4 separate regions of the Homo sapiens genome follow, and all the other regions are linked to region 3. The links are chromatin contacts, found by Hi-C or POLR2A ChIA-PET in ENCODE. All regions are on one chromosome and are shown on one strand. Each heading gives the region's core, a stretch centred on a gene start or an enhancer-like site at or near the end of the contact. The rest is flanking DNA. Distances are from core to core; before and after follow the strand shown. Region 1 overlaps PDE4B (phosphodiesterase 4B). Region 2 overlaps PDE4B (phosphodiesterase 4B). Region 3 overlaps SGIP1 (SH3GL interacting endocytic adaptor 1). Region 4 overlaps PDE4B (phosphodiesterase 4B).

The links. A loop is a pair of places that touch in the nucleus more often than their neighbours do. ChIA-PET counts read pairs that join two places held with the same protein, here RNA polymerase II (POLR2A). Pooled maps may share reads with other maps.
Region 1: a loop to region 3 is called in a map of tibial artery, with 8 times the contacts of the local background. The contact joins two enhancer-like sites. A Hi-C loop is called at or near these places in 64 of 168 maps with a recorded cell type or tissue (A673, B cell, CD4-positive, alpha-beta T cell and 42 more), 35 of 37 single-sample maps with no recorded cell type and 48 of 50 pooled maps. POLR2A ChIA-PET finds 5 or more read pairs at or near these places in 1 of 52 experiments (activated naive CD4-positive, alpha-beta T cell).
Region 2: a loop to region 3 is called in a map of endothelial cell of umbilical vein, with 12 times the contacts of the local background. The contact joins two enhancer-like sites. A Hi-C loop is called at or near these places in 1 of 168 maps with a recorded cell type or tissue (endothelial cell of umbilical vein), 1 of 37 single-sample maps with no recorded cell type and 5 of 50 pooled maps. POLR2A ChIA-PET finds 5 or more read pairs at or near these places in 3 of 52 experiments (H1, OCI-LY7 and activated naive CD4-positive, alpha-beta T cell).
Region 4: a map of endothelial cell of umbilical vein shows a loop between it and region 3 (11-fold over the local background). The contact joins two enhancer-like sites. A Hi-C loop is called at or near these places in 1 of 168 maps with a recorded cell type or tissue (endothelial cell of umbilical vein), 4 of 37 single-sample maps with no recorded cell type and 6 of 50 pooled maps.

Annotation. Positions count from the first base shown.
Region 1 is chr1:66,246,198-66,248,933 of GRCh38, forward strand. PDE4B (phosphodiesterase 4B) reads left to right here. Exons shown (of 17, transcript NM_002600.4): 4 at 1,263-1,457. Among named protein-coding and RNA genes, the nearest start is that of PDE4B-AS1, 200 kb to the left of the region's middle. Within about 2 kb of position 1,379, at least 4 of the 41 ENCODE cell types and tissues checked have a DNase peak (open chromatin) inside an H3K27ac peak, as active enhancers do; they include A673, where a contact is called at or near this core.
Region 2 is chr1:66,335,480-66,338,192 of GRCh38, forward strand. All of the region lies in intron 8 of PDE4B (phosphodiesterase 4B), which reads left to right. Among named protein-coding and RNA genes, the nearest start is that of SGIP1, 200 kb to the right of the region's middle. RefSeq lists enhancers at 1,457-1,506, 1,567-1,616. Within about 2 kb of position 1,257, at least 32 of the 41 ENCODE cell types and tissues checked have a DNase peak (open chromatin) inside an H3K27ac peak, as active enhancers do; they include endothelial cell of umbilical vein, where a contact is called at or near this core.
Region 3 is chr1:66,727,992-66,730,691 of GRCh38, forward strand. SGIP1 (SH3GL interacting endocytic adaptor 1) reads left to right here. Exons shown (of 25, transcript NM_032291.4): 20 at 1,273-1,428. Among named protein-coding and RNA genes, the nearest start is that of DYNLT5, 23 kb to the right of the region's middle. Within about 2 kb of position 1,305, at least 2 of the 41 ENCODE cell types and tissues checked have a DNase peak (open chromatin) inside an H3K27ac peak, as active enhancers do; they include A673 and endothelial cell of umbilical vein, where a contact is called at or near this core.
Region 4 is chr1:66,370,073-66,372,859 of GRCh38, forward strand. PDE4B (phosphodiesterase 4B) reads left to right here. Exons shown (of 17, transcript NM_002600.4): 17 at 2,241-2,787. The coding sequence ends at 2,606. Among named protein-coding and RNA genes, the nearest start is that of SGIP1, 160 kb to the right of the region's middle. RefSeq lists an enhancer at 2,749-2,787. Within about 2 kb of position 1,304, at least 14 of the 41 ENCODE cell types and tissues checked have a DNase peak (open chromatin) inside an H3K27ac peak, as active enhancers do; they include endothelial cell of umbilical vein, where a contact is called at or near this core.

The DNA.
Region 1 (2,736 bases), core at 129-2,628, 480 kb before region 3:
TACCTCAAATGTAGAGTAGGATCATTTTATATACTTCACAGGGTTGTTAGGAGTAAATGGAATAATGTATTGGGAAGCACTTTGTAAAGTGAAGAAATATAAGCAAAATCCACCCAAAGTGAGCTGGTTGTAAGAACTAGTGAAAGGAAAGAACCAAGAATGTAGACATAAATCATGGCCGCTGAATTGGTATACAGGAAATTCACTGTTGTGGTCTAATTTGAAAAAAGGAGCATCCTCAGCCCCATATCTTTTGTTCACCATCTCTCTGCAAAGCTTTAGCTGGGGAGCAGTGAGAGTTCTGGAGAAATACTAGGGAAGAGGATTACTGTCAATTTGAGGCTAAGAGAGATTGTGTGTGCAGGAAAAAATGCATATGTAATGATAAAGGAGAATGTGAAAAGGGCACAGTGCCCAGGGAAATACCAGGAGCGTGGATACAGAAAACAAGAGACAAAATCTCTACTGCTCCCGTCTGTGTGTTCATTGATCAGAGCATGTTCAAATAATTCTGGGCTTGAGGGCACCTTTCTAGAGTGACGAAGACCGATAGGAAACCTCATGACACTCCTCTGTGGGAGCCAGTGAATGCATCCTCCCCCAGAGACAAAGCTCTGCAGCCTTGGAGAGTAATTTGGTGTTAGCAGATTAATTAAGTCATTTTCTGTGGTTAAATTTGCAGATGAATATTAAATCTCAGGCTGGGCCTCCCATCTAATAACCCAGTGGAGGTTGTCAGGATAACACTTTGTTCCTGAAACATTTAGAAATACGTGTATTGTATATTTAATGAGACTGTGATATTTATTCATGACAGGAAGAAGTCTTCCAGACAGGAAGACTTTACTCATGTGATAGTTCAGGGTCTGACACCTAGAGCTGTGCTGAATGCCCCCTCTAAAGTTGCTTATTATCACCAAGTTGTTGTATGCCTGGCACCAACGCCGAATTTGTCCAAGTTACTCATGTCACTGAAAGGCCATGGAGTTTGCTCCTGGGTTCAAATTCTGGCTCCATTATTTGCTAATGGTGGGCATGGGTAAATAACTGAACTTCAGTGCGACTCAGTTTCCTATACATAACATGAAAATAATAATGACTGCAACTCTAAGCTGTGTTGAGGATGAAAACTTTCCATAGTACATACAGTTTTATGTAAAATGCTTAGTGTATAGTACCTGCCACACGTTGGTTCTCAGTGTATACTATGTGTCCTCCTCCATGGTTATCATGTGACCAGAGTTTCCCACTTTCTCTTTAAGCTTTGATGTGGAAAATGGCCCTTCCCCAGGTCGGAGTCCACTGGATCCCCAGGCCAGCTCTTCCGCTGGGCTGGTACTTCACGCCACCTTTCCTGGGCACAGCCAGCGCAGAGAGTCATTTCTCTACAGATCAGACAGCGACTATGACTTGTCACCAAAGGCGATGTCGAGAAACTCTTCTCTTCCAAGCGAGCAGTAAGTACAAGCTCTGTCTGGCTTCCAGTTTCACATTTACCTCATCTCTACCCAGGTCACAGTGGCAGCAACAACAATTCCCCATTAATCTATGGTAAGGATGAAGGAAGAAAATGAATATGAGCAGGGGTGACGTGATGACCATTTTAAGGACATTAATGCTCTATAGCATGCGGAATATGTAGCTGGGGTCTCCAAGGGTTTTGGAAAACCTAGACACAGTGTTTACTTTACATCTTTTACTGATACCTTAAAAAAATTATTTTGCTTCATTTCCTGAACTGTTGAGTCATTTATGGCATGAGAACCTTAACACTTTTTATACATCACACTTGAAATTTCAGCTGTGTGTGCAGTTTTCATGAGGCTCCAGCAAAGAGGAAAAATGGTGATTGGTTATATGCATGCTGTCTCAGTAGCCTTTGCTTGGTGACTTTAATAAGATGTCATTCAGACACATGCCTGTGTCCCTTCTCTGAAACTTTAACACAATGCCCACTTGTTGCCTGGCTCCTTGGTGAGACACAACACACTCCACCGCCCTGTAAAGCACTGCTGATATTTTTGTTTTGCCGCTATTAATTGTAAATCTCTAAATTTTATTTAAAGAACAAGATCTAGGTTGTGTCACCCATTTATTAAATTTCCAAAACCAAATAAAATTGGATTCTGGAATTCATGCCTTAAAAGGTTTCTGGGCACAGATACAATTGTTTTTATATTATATGTCATAAAAGTATCAGTAGCTCCCTAAGGTCTCCAGTTTGGAAAATTCCACTCTGTTCTCTTCTGCTATTGGAAGGGAAGTCAAAAATTTCACCCTCTGGTGAAAGGGGGAATTTTGAAGCTACCAGCAAAAAAATATTCCTTGAGGCATTTCTGCCAGCACATTTTAATAGACGCACCCCTGCCCTAAAATATCTCAATCATTGTGTGGGCCCAAATTCATTTTTCAGTCATTTGGCAAAATTTACTGATTCTCTCCTTTGTGCCACACATTGTGTCAATCTCTGGTGATAAAAGACAAACAAAACAGTGTAAAAATCACAGATGAGTTAAAAGCATATCTCATTCTCAAAAAATGTGCATGCTGTCAGGGAGGTTACAGCTAAATAAGAAAGATAAGAGGAACACACACATACAAACATAACAGAGTGAAAGGAAATAACATTTAATGAGCACTTCCCATGGAGCCGAGCTCATGTTCTTATGTTATCTCTGTTAATCTGTCAGGTAGGTGTCTTTATTATCCCCACTCCATAGATGATGAAACTGGGAC
Region 2 (2,713 bases), core at 7-2,506, 390 kb before region 3:
TTCCTTAATCCTTTAAATTTTGAAGAAAACTGAGTGATTCAAATCTCCTAAAAGACTTTCTCAAATGTACTTCATAGCCTAGAGAGTTAGCTAAGAAACATCGTCCTCTGTTTGGCCCAAATTTCTCTGATCCCTTAATGCTGGCCACAGTCCAGATGGAATTCCAGAATTTTAGAGAATGGTGCTGCCAGGTAGGTTAGTCTTGTAAATTATTTTCCTCCAAGAATTACTAGAAGATGGAATAAGTTCAGCAGAAGTTTTACAAGGCAATGGTATTGTTATTTAAGATGAAAAGGATGGCTAGTGAACCTCCTGCCAGCTGCCCAAATTCGATTAGACATGTTAGAGCTAGCCGTTTTGCTTAACAACAGATTGCCTTCTTAGAATTGTTCATTAATTTTGTGTTTCAATTTTCATCACCTCCTGAATTAGAAGAATTGTCTTACACTTCAGCAAAATGCATCAGAGCATGAGTTCCTCAGTGGCAAAACAGTCAGATGTTTTGAAAACAGGATGCTTTGGCTCTCCATTATAAAAAGAGGAACGGAAAGAGAAACAGTATAGAAAGGAAGAAAGCAAATAGCCTCAGCAGGGTCCCCAGCCCAACAACGGCATAAACAGTGACCTATCTTCCTGACCTTCACTGTGGCTCAGTTCCTGACCTCGTGTCACCAAAGCCAACCAACGTCATTAGAGGAGGATAGGAGGAATGGCGCAGCTGCTGTGAGGGTGACTACAATTTCCTGTCTCCTTCCTGACAGACGCAGTCAGTAAAGTACAGGGTTGCAACAACAGTGGCTGAGGAAGGACCAACCCAGAACAATCCCAGGGAGGCGTAATTGTGACTGGCGGGGAATGGGGAGGTGTTCCTTCCCTCATTGTACTGAGAAACCTAGTCTTTCACCTAGAATTTTCAGGTGAAAAACGTCAAAAGGGTCATTCTTACCCAGAATGCTAAATGTTTTTCAAAAGATGAACATACTGTGGTATTCAGAAAAGCTATATTCAAGCAACTAGTCACTGTCTTCACTTCCCCCACAAACGCCCTCCACTGTCCTTTTCATTCTCCATTGGTTTGGCTCTGGGGCTGTTTTATATGCAGAACAAAGGTTGGGTGCTGCTGGGTGAAAATGGATATTCTGTTGTTGAAGAGTGGCCCTGTGTATTAGTACTTTTTTTTTAGAATGAAGCATTAGGACTTAGCACTTGAGTAAATGTTTGCTAAGATAGAAATGGAAGATAGATGGTCCTTCTTCTCTTAAGGCATTGTGAAGTCGGCTACAGATAACCATCATGAGGAAGTGAGTCCTCCTGGCTATGCAGGCTTATTTTTCCAGTTCTTCAGGTGCAGCCATACTACAGTACTAAACATGGAGCACAAAGGCAACTAATTGCCAGTGCTCTTGGGTTTGCAGGATAAAGTCACACTATTCTACCAGGCCCCGAGCCAGCTGGGAATTAGGCTGCATGACACTGGATGGTGATCATGACAGGCTGATTGCCCTAATGAGGGGTGAACCATTTTGTATTTAACTAAATAATCAATAACTATGGAAAATGCCAGCTCCTGCAGAACTGACAGGAAATAGATCTTACTGGCCAATGGATTCATCTTAGAACTCTGTAAGAGAGAGGGTAGACAGGCGCTCAGTCCTTGAAAGGAATATTCATGCCACTTTTGCCTAAAATGTAATGATATGATTACAGCAGTGCCGCCCTTAGCATAAGATGCATCCATTTGCTGGGCCCTGTGCTGTAATCAGAGGGCCTTAGCCTGGCCTTCCTTCTGCTGCCCTCCACCCAAGGAAGTAAGGAGTTGGCCGGGCCAAGGGAGCAGCTTTGCTCCCCTCTCTAAACTACATTTTGCATCTGCTGGACCCCCACATTCTCTGTCCAAATGGCTTTGAACCCACTTCCCGGCCACACAAGCCTCTTCCTGGGATGTGCTGCAGGCATACACACCCTTAGGCCTAAGGAGTTTAACCAAGAGGCAGCAATGAGAGGTGTGAAGAGACTTGTGTAGGAGGAACTTGGGTAAGCAGGCTGCGGTCCAGGGCTCACGACGGCTGCTCACAGGTCCCTGGAGATGGAAGGACATGGGGAAAGAGGAGGGCCAACCCATATCCAAGGAGTTCAAGAATTCTAAATTCAACCTGACCTTCCAGGCTGTTATGGAGGGATATCTGTCAAGGTAAAGGAGATAGCTCAATGTATATCTTTGTATATTTAGACTTACAGTGTGTGGCCCCACACATGTTAGAGGTGACCCTGGATTAGAGGGCAGAATAGAATTAAAATCAGTTCTGGTAGCCAGGTGGGCACTCACACATTTTTTTGGTTCAACTTTTCTCTCTTTACTGCTCAGATTTATATAGACTAAATTATGGAGGGAGCAAAATAAAGTGAAAAGAGCCTAGGAATAAGCCATGAGTTTGAGTTCTAGCCCTGCCTTTACTTAGGTATAGTAATATAGACAATAAAACTATTTGGAATCTTTCCATATTCTCTTCTATAAAACAAAATAATTGGAAAAGACCCAGCTCTTCAGTTTATTGATTGAATAATATTAGTAAACAACAGAACTACCTTTACAGGTGTATGCAAACATTGTGCTAAGCTCTTTACCTCATTCTGTAATCAATATTCACAGTAACACTTTGAAATAGGTACTGTTATTATTCCTGCTTTACAGATGAGTAAAGTGAGGCATACA
Region 3 (2,700 bases), core at 55-2,554:
ACTGTATATAAGTTCAGTTTATTATATATCAATTATATCTTCATAAAGCCTTTTTTAAAAAAAAAGAATTGTTTTTCCTTCCACGCTATCATCCCATTGTGTTAACTTATATGACTGAGTTTACAATTTTGACCAAATAGACAAATTAATGGAATGAAGAACTAGTTAAGTGCAAGGCAAAAACTTTACCTCATGAGTACATAAAACAACATGCTAAAGGCATTACTCATGTTACTCGAAGAGCTAAGTAAGACAAGTCCAGGAAATAATGTGATAACATTGTACAATATACTATCTTCAAATATGCTGCCAAAGATTCAGAAATCAAAGTGAGGGAGAACCACCAGAGTAGAGGATTCTATTCATGAGGTGAAGCTATAGACTTCTACAGAAAGAGAAAAGCTGTACTTTTCTTCTTACATTTCAAAACACATAAAACAAAATAGTCACTTTTTAAAATAAGTGCTGACCATTGAGTTCTCAGATAAGTTAGAAATGATACACTGCTGGTGAGAGTGTAAATTAATTCAACCATTGTAGAAAATAGTGTGGTGATTCCTCAAAGAACTAAAAACAGAACTACCCTTTGACCCAGAGATCCCATTACCGGTTATATTCCCAAAGAAATATAAATCATTCTATCATCAAGACACATGCATTGGTATGTTCATTGCAGTACTCTTCACAATAGCTAAGACACAGAGTCAACCTAAACGGCCATCAATGATAGACTAGATAAAGAAAATGTGTTACATATACACCATGGAATACTATGCAGCCATAAAAAAAGAATGAGATCATGTCCTTTGCAGGAACATGGATGGAACTGGAGGCCATTATCCTTCCCAAACCAACACAGGAACAGAAAAACAAACACCACATGTTCTCACTTATAAGTGGGAGCTGAATAATGAGAACATGTTGACAGAAAGAGAGGAACAAAAGAAACTAGGGCCTGCTTGAGGGAGGAGGATGGGAGAAGAGAAAAGTTCAGAAAAAAAAAACTGTCAAATACTATGCTTAGTACCCAGGTGACAAAATAATCTGTACACCAAACCCCCAAGTCACATGTTTACCTATATAACAAACCTGCACATGTACCCCTGAACCTAAAATAGAAGTTAAAGTATTTTTTAATGGAATTGTAAGAGCCTGCCTTTTATCTCTTCTGCTATTTAACATTGCCTCATAAATTGTTTTTCACAGCAGTTTTGATTCAGTGTATTGACATGGATTTTCTCTCTCTTTCCTCTCTGTGTTTTGATATGCCAGATGTATCGTTAAGATTACCGGAGAAATGGTGTTGTCATTTCCTGCTGGCATCACCAGACACTTTGCCAACAACCCGTCCCCAGCTGCTCTGACTTTTCGGGTGATAAATTTCAGCAGGTTAGAACACGTCCTGCCAAACCCCCAACTTCTCTGCTGGTAAATATGATTTTGCATAAATTTTTCAGAGATACATGTGGCTTAGTACTTTGTACTTAGATGAGGGATATATCTTAGCAACAGGGTCGCACTATAGTGAAATTACCACCACTCAGATATATTTGTAGATTCAAGCACAGAACTTTTACCAGCTATCAAAATTTGTTGTGGGTGGTTGTGTGTGAATGTGTGACTGCATATGCATATACGTGTTTTAATGGCCAACTATCTCAAGTGGTTAGAGAGACAGGGTAAGAAAATCTGTATCAGCAACAGTTTGTTCATCGTCTGTTTTACTCATTATCAACAGACAGTGGATGACAATGGTGGGAAATGAGCCAAATAACAAGAATAAAATCCTTTCATTGTATGAGCATCTTTTTATTTTTATTTTATTTTTGAGATAGAGTCTTGCTCTGTTGCCTAGGCTGGAGTGCAGTGGCACCATCTCAGCTCTCTGCAACCTCCGCCTCCTGGGTTCAAGTGGTTCTCCTGCCTCAGCCTCCCAAGTAGCTGAGATTACAGGCGCCCACCACCACACCTGGCTAATTTTTGTATTTTTAGTAGAGATGGGGTTTCGCCATGTTGGCCAGGCTGGTCTCAAACTACTGACCTCAAGTGATCTGCCTGCCTTGGCCTCCCAAAGTGCTGGGATTACAGCCATGAGCCACCACGCCTGGCCTTCTTTTTAAATCAATTGTGTGTGTAGGTGTGACTGTGCATGTGCATATGCATAATAAAGACATCAAATTCAGGTTTAATAGTTAATACAATTTCATTGTAATGATCATTGTTTTGATGGAATTTTACATGTATGACATAAAAGAAACTTATGCAAATATGTTTATATCAATGTAATTTTTCACATTTTCTAACTATTAAACCTGAATTTGATGTCTTTATTATGCATATGCACAGTCACACAAACCCACATGCATGCATGCTATTAAAATGATCAATTATACAAGTTAATTATTTGCAGTGAATGAGCTGAAAGAAGTCTTCTTGACAGCTTCTCCATCAAGTCCTGATGTTCATCTACAAACCTCTCTCTGAAGTGGCCACTTTTTTCTTTACTGCCACCTCCCTTGTCCAAGTGACCACTGTCTTTTCCCCATACCACTGCAATTGCCTTCTCTCCCTGAATCCAATCTTGCCCCTCTCCAATACATTTCAACAGCCAGGTGGTCTTTTGTGAGTAAATCAGGTCTCCTTTGTTCACAACTCCCTGGTGGCTTCGCATTACACCTGTCCCAGAATCTAAACCTGTTA
Region 4 (2,787 bases), core at 54-2,553, 360 kb before region 3:
CCCAGGAGGCGGACGTTGCAGTGAGCTGAGATTGTGCCACTGCATTCCAGCCTGGGCAACAGAGCAAGACTCTATCTCAAAAAAAAAAAAAAAAAAAAAAAAAAAAGAAAGAAATCTGTGAAAGTGCTCTGAAGTCTAATATACTGTAAAAATGCAAGTTAACATTGTTAATGAGGGTTAATTCGAATAGCCCAAAGGCTTAAGTGGAACAAGATATGAATCAGTAAGGAGGAATAACACCCTTTTATTAATAGCAGTGATGTTTTATGTTTATATGATGTTCTGTGGAGCATTTCACACATTTTCCATACATTATCTTACTTGGATCCCCAAACAGCCTTGCAAGATAGATAAAGTAGATATTTCCCCAGCATGTCAGGTGCAAAGCTGTCCTCTTGGTCCACTACAGCAGCTCTCTCATCCAAAGCTCTTCACTCTCCATCTTAGGGACAGGTCTTCCTGTTGCCATGACATCGTTATCCACTCTGGTATTTCCCACCAATGGGCTCTGCTGAACACTGTCTGATTGGCCCAGCAGTAAAGCTCTTTACTGGGTGCTCTCAGGATTCATACAGCTCTCTCGTCCTGTGATCTAGGGAATAAATAACTAGCAGCTACCTTTCAAAAACATTCTCAGCATTTCTTAGCAGAAGCAAAACAAGCGAAGAAAGGAAATGACTGCACTGTGTTCAGCTTATTCAATTTTCTCCATTACCTTGAGCTTGTTATTTTGGGTCCCTGGAAAACACCTTGAAAATAGTCTCTAACATTCATTAAGCACACATAAAGAAGTAAAAGGGAGGGAAAAGGAGTGGGTGGAAGTGAGAGAAATATCTGAATCATGTACGGTTGAGTTTTTGTAACCAGTATAGATCAGAGATTCCCTGACTTTGCTGTGAAACTTCCTTTTTAAGGCTAGGAAAGCACCAGAAAGAAGAAGAATAAGAAAATATATATATATCATACATATATATATACACACATCATACATATATATATATATATATACACACACATCATACTATATATATATATATATATATATATATATATATATATATAATTTTATTTATGAAAGAATCACATATGACCAAAGTTCTTGTGTACAGTACAACTTGGATGTATTAAATGACTGGCCAATTACCAACATGTTAATAAAGGAAAGTTTCCAGTAGTGTGGAAAGAGACCTATATAATGTCCCATGGGTGGGTGCCCTTTGACCATCTACCCCTAAATCCCAATGCAGCATCTCTGTAGCTCCCCAGACCATGGCAGGGGAATTCCCTTCCCTCATTCAACTAGTGCCTGTTCTTTCTCTCTACTTGTCCCCACCCCCAGTGTTTCCTGTTTGTCCAACAATGAGGAGGCCAGCGTAAGGCCACACTGCTAGCTCATGCAGGATGCATAGCCCCTGAGTAAACCATAACAGAGCCATAAGCCTGGTATTTAATCACAGGAACATCAGCAAAAGGAACTGCTTAATTGTTTTTTATTTTCCCTTCTTTCACCTGTTGGAAATGACTGCGTGCTCTGTAGATCCAAAACAATTGCATGGATGTCCACCGAGGGGATATGTGTTTCTTTCAGGGCTCAAAGTATTTTCACGTGTTTCATCAAACTCCTCTACCAGCCAAAAGCATTCCACAGAACTTGAGAAATTCCAGAGTAGTCAGGAGCCAGCTCCTCATCACTTTGGAATAGCAACATATTTTAAAGTTAACAAGGAAAAAATATTGAGTCAAAACACGTTAGACCTGGGCCTGCCTTCTTCAGAAAATGACTCACAGAATCCAAGTAGTGGCAAAGTCATTCTTTGTCTTTGGGTCCCTGGAAATCATGAGGATTCCATCCAGACTTCTTATCTGGCGCACATAAAAGGAAATGCAGTCTGTTGTAGCAAGATGAACACGGGCTTTGGAATCAGATGAAGCTGGGACTGAGTCCCAGCTCCACCAGTCACTAGTTATGTGACCTCTGACAAGATATTTAATCTCAATAAGTCGTAGTTTCTGCCTTTGTAAATAGTAAACAGCAATACTTACCTTCCAGGATTAAGAGAGAATACATCGATTGCATTCAGTGTAAGACCCACTGTATTGTGAGTGCCCAAATCATGGAATCCATTATGATTGATCTTTCTGAAGTTATTAATGTTCTTTCTTTGCATGGAAACCAGGAAACCTTGTTTACTTTTCAAGCACCATCACAATAACAGATGTGTCATCTTATTTTTCTCCAGGTTGGTTTCATCGACTACATTGTCCATCCATTGTGGGAGACATGGGCAGATTTGGTACAGCCTGATGCTCAGGACATTCTCGATACCTTAGAAGATAACAGGAACTGGTATCAGAGCATGATACCTCAAAGTCCCTCACCACCACTGGACGAGCAGAACAGGGACTGCCAGGGTCTGATGGAGAAGTTTCAGTTTGAACTGACTCTCGATGAGGAAGATTCTGAAGGACCTGAGAAGGAGGGAGAGGGACACAGCTATTTCAGCAGCACAAAGACGCTTTGTGTGATTGATCCAGAAAACAGAGATTCCCTGGGAGAGACTGACATAGACATTGCAACAGAAGACAAGTCCCCCGTGGATACATAATCCCCCTCTCCCTGTGGAGATGAACATTCTATCCTTGATGAGCATGCCAGCTATGTGGTAGGGCCAGCCCACCATGGGGGCCAAGACCTGCACAGGACAAGGGCCACCTGGCCTTTCAGTTACTTGAGTTTGGAGTCAGAAAGCAAGACCAGGAAGCAAATAGCAGCTCAGGAAATCCCAC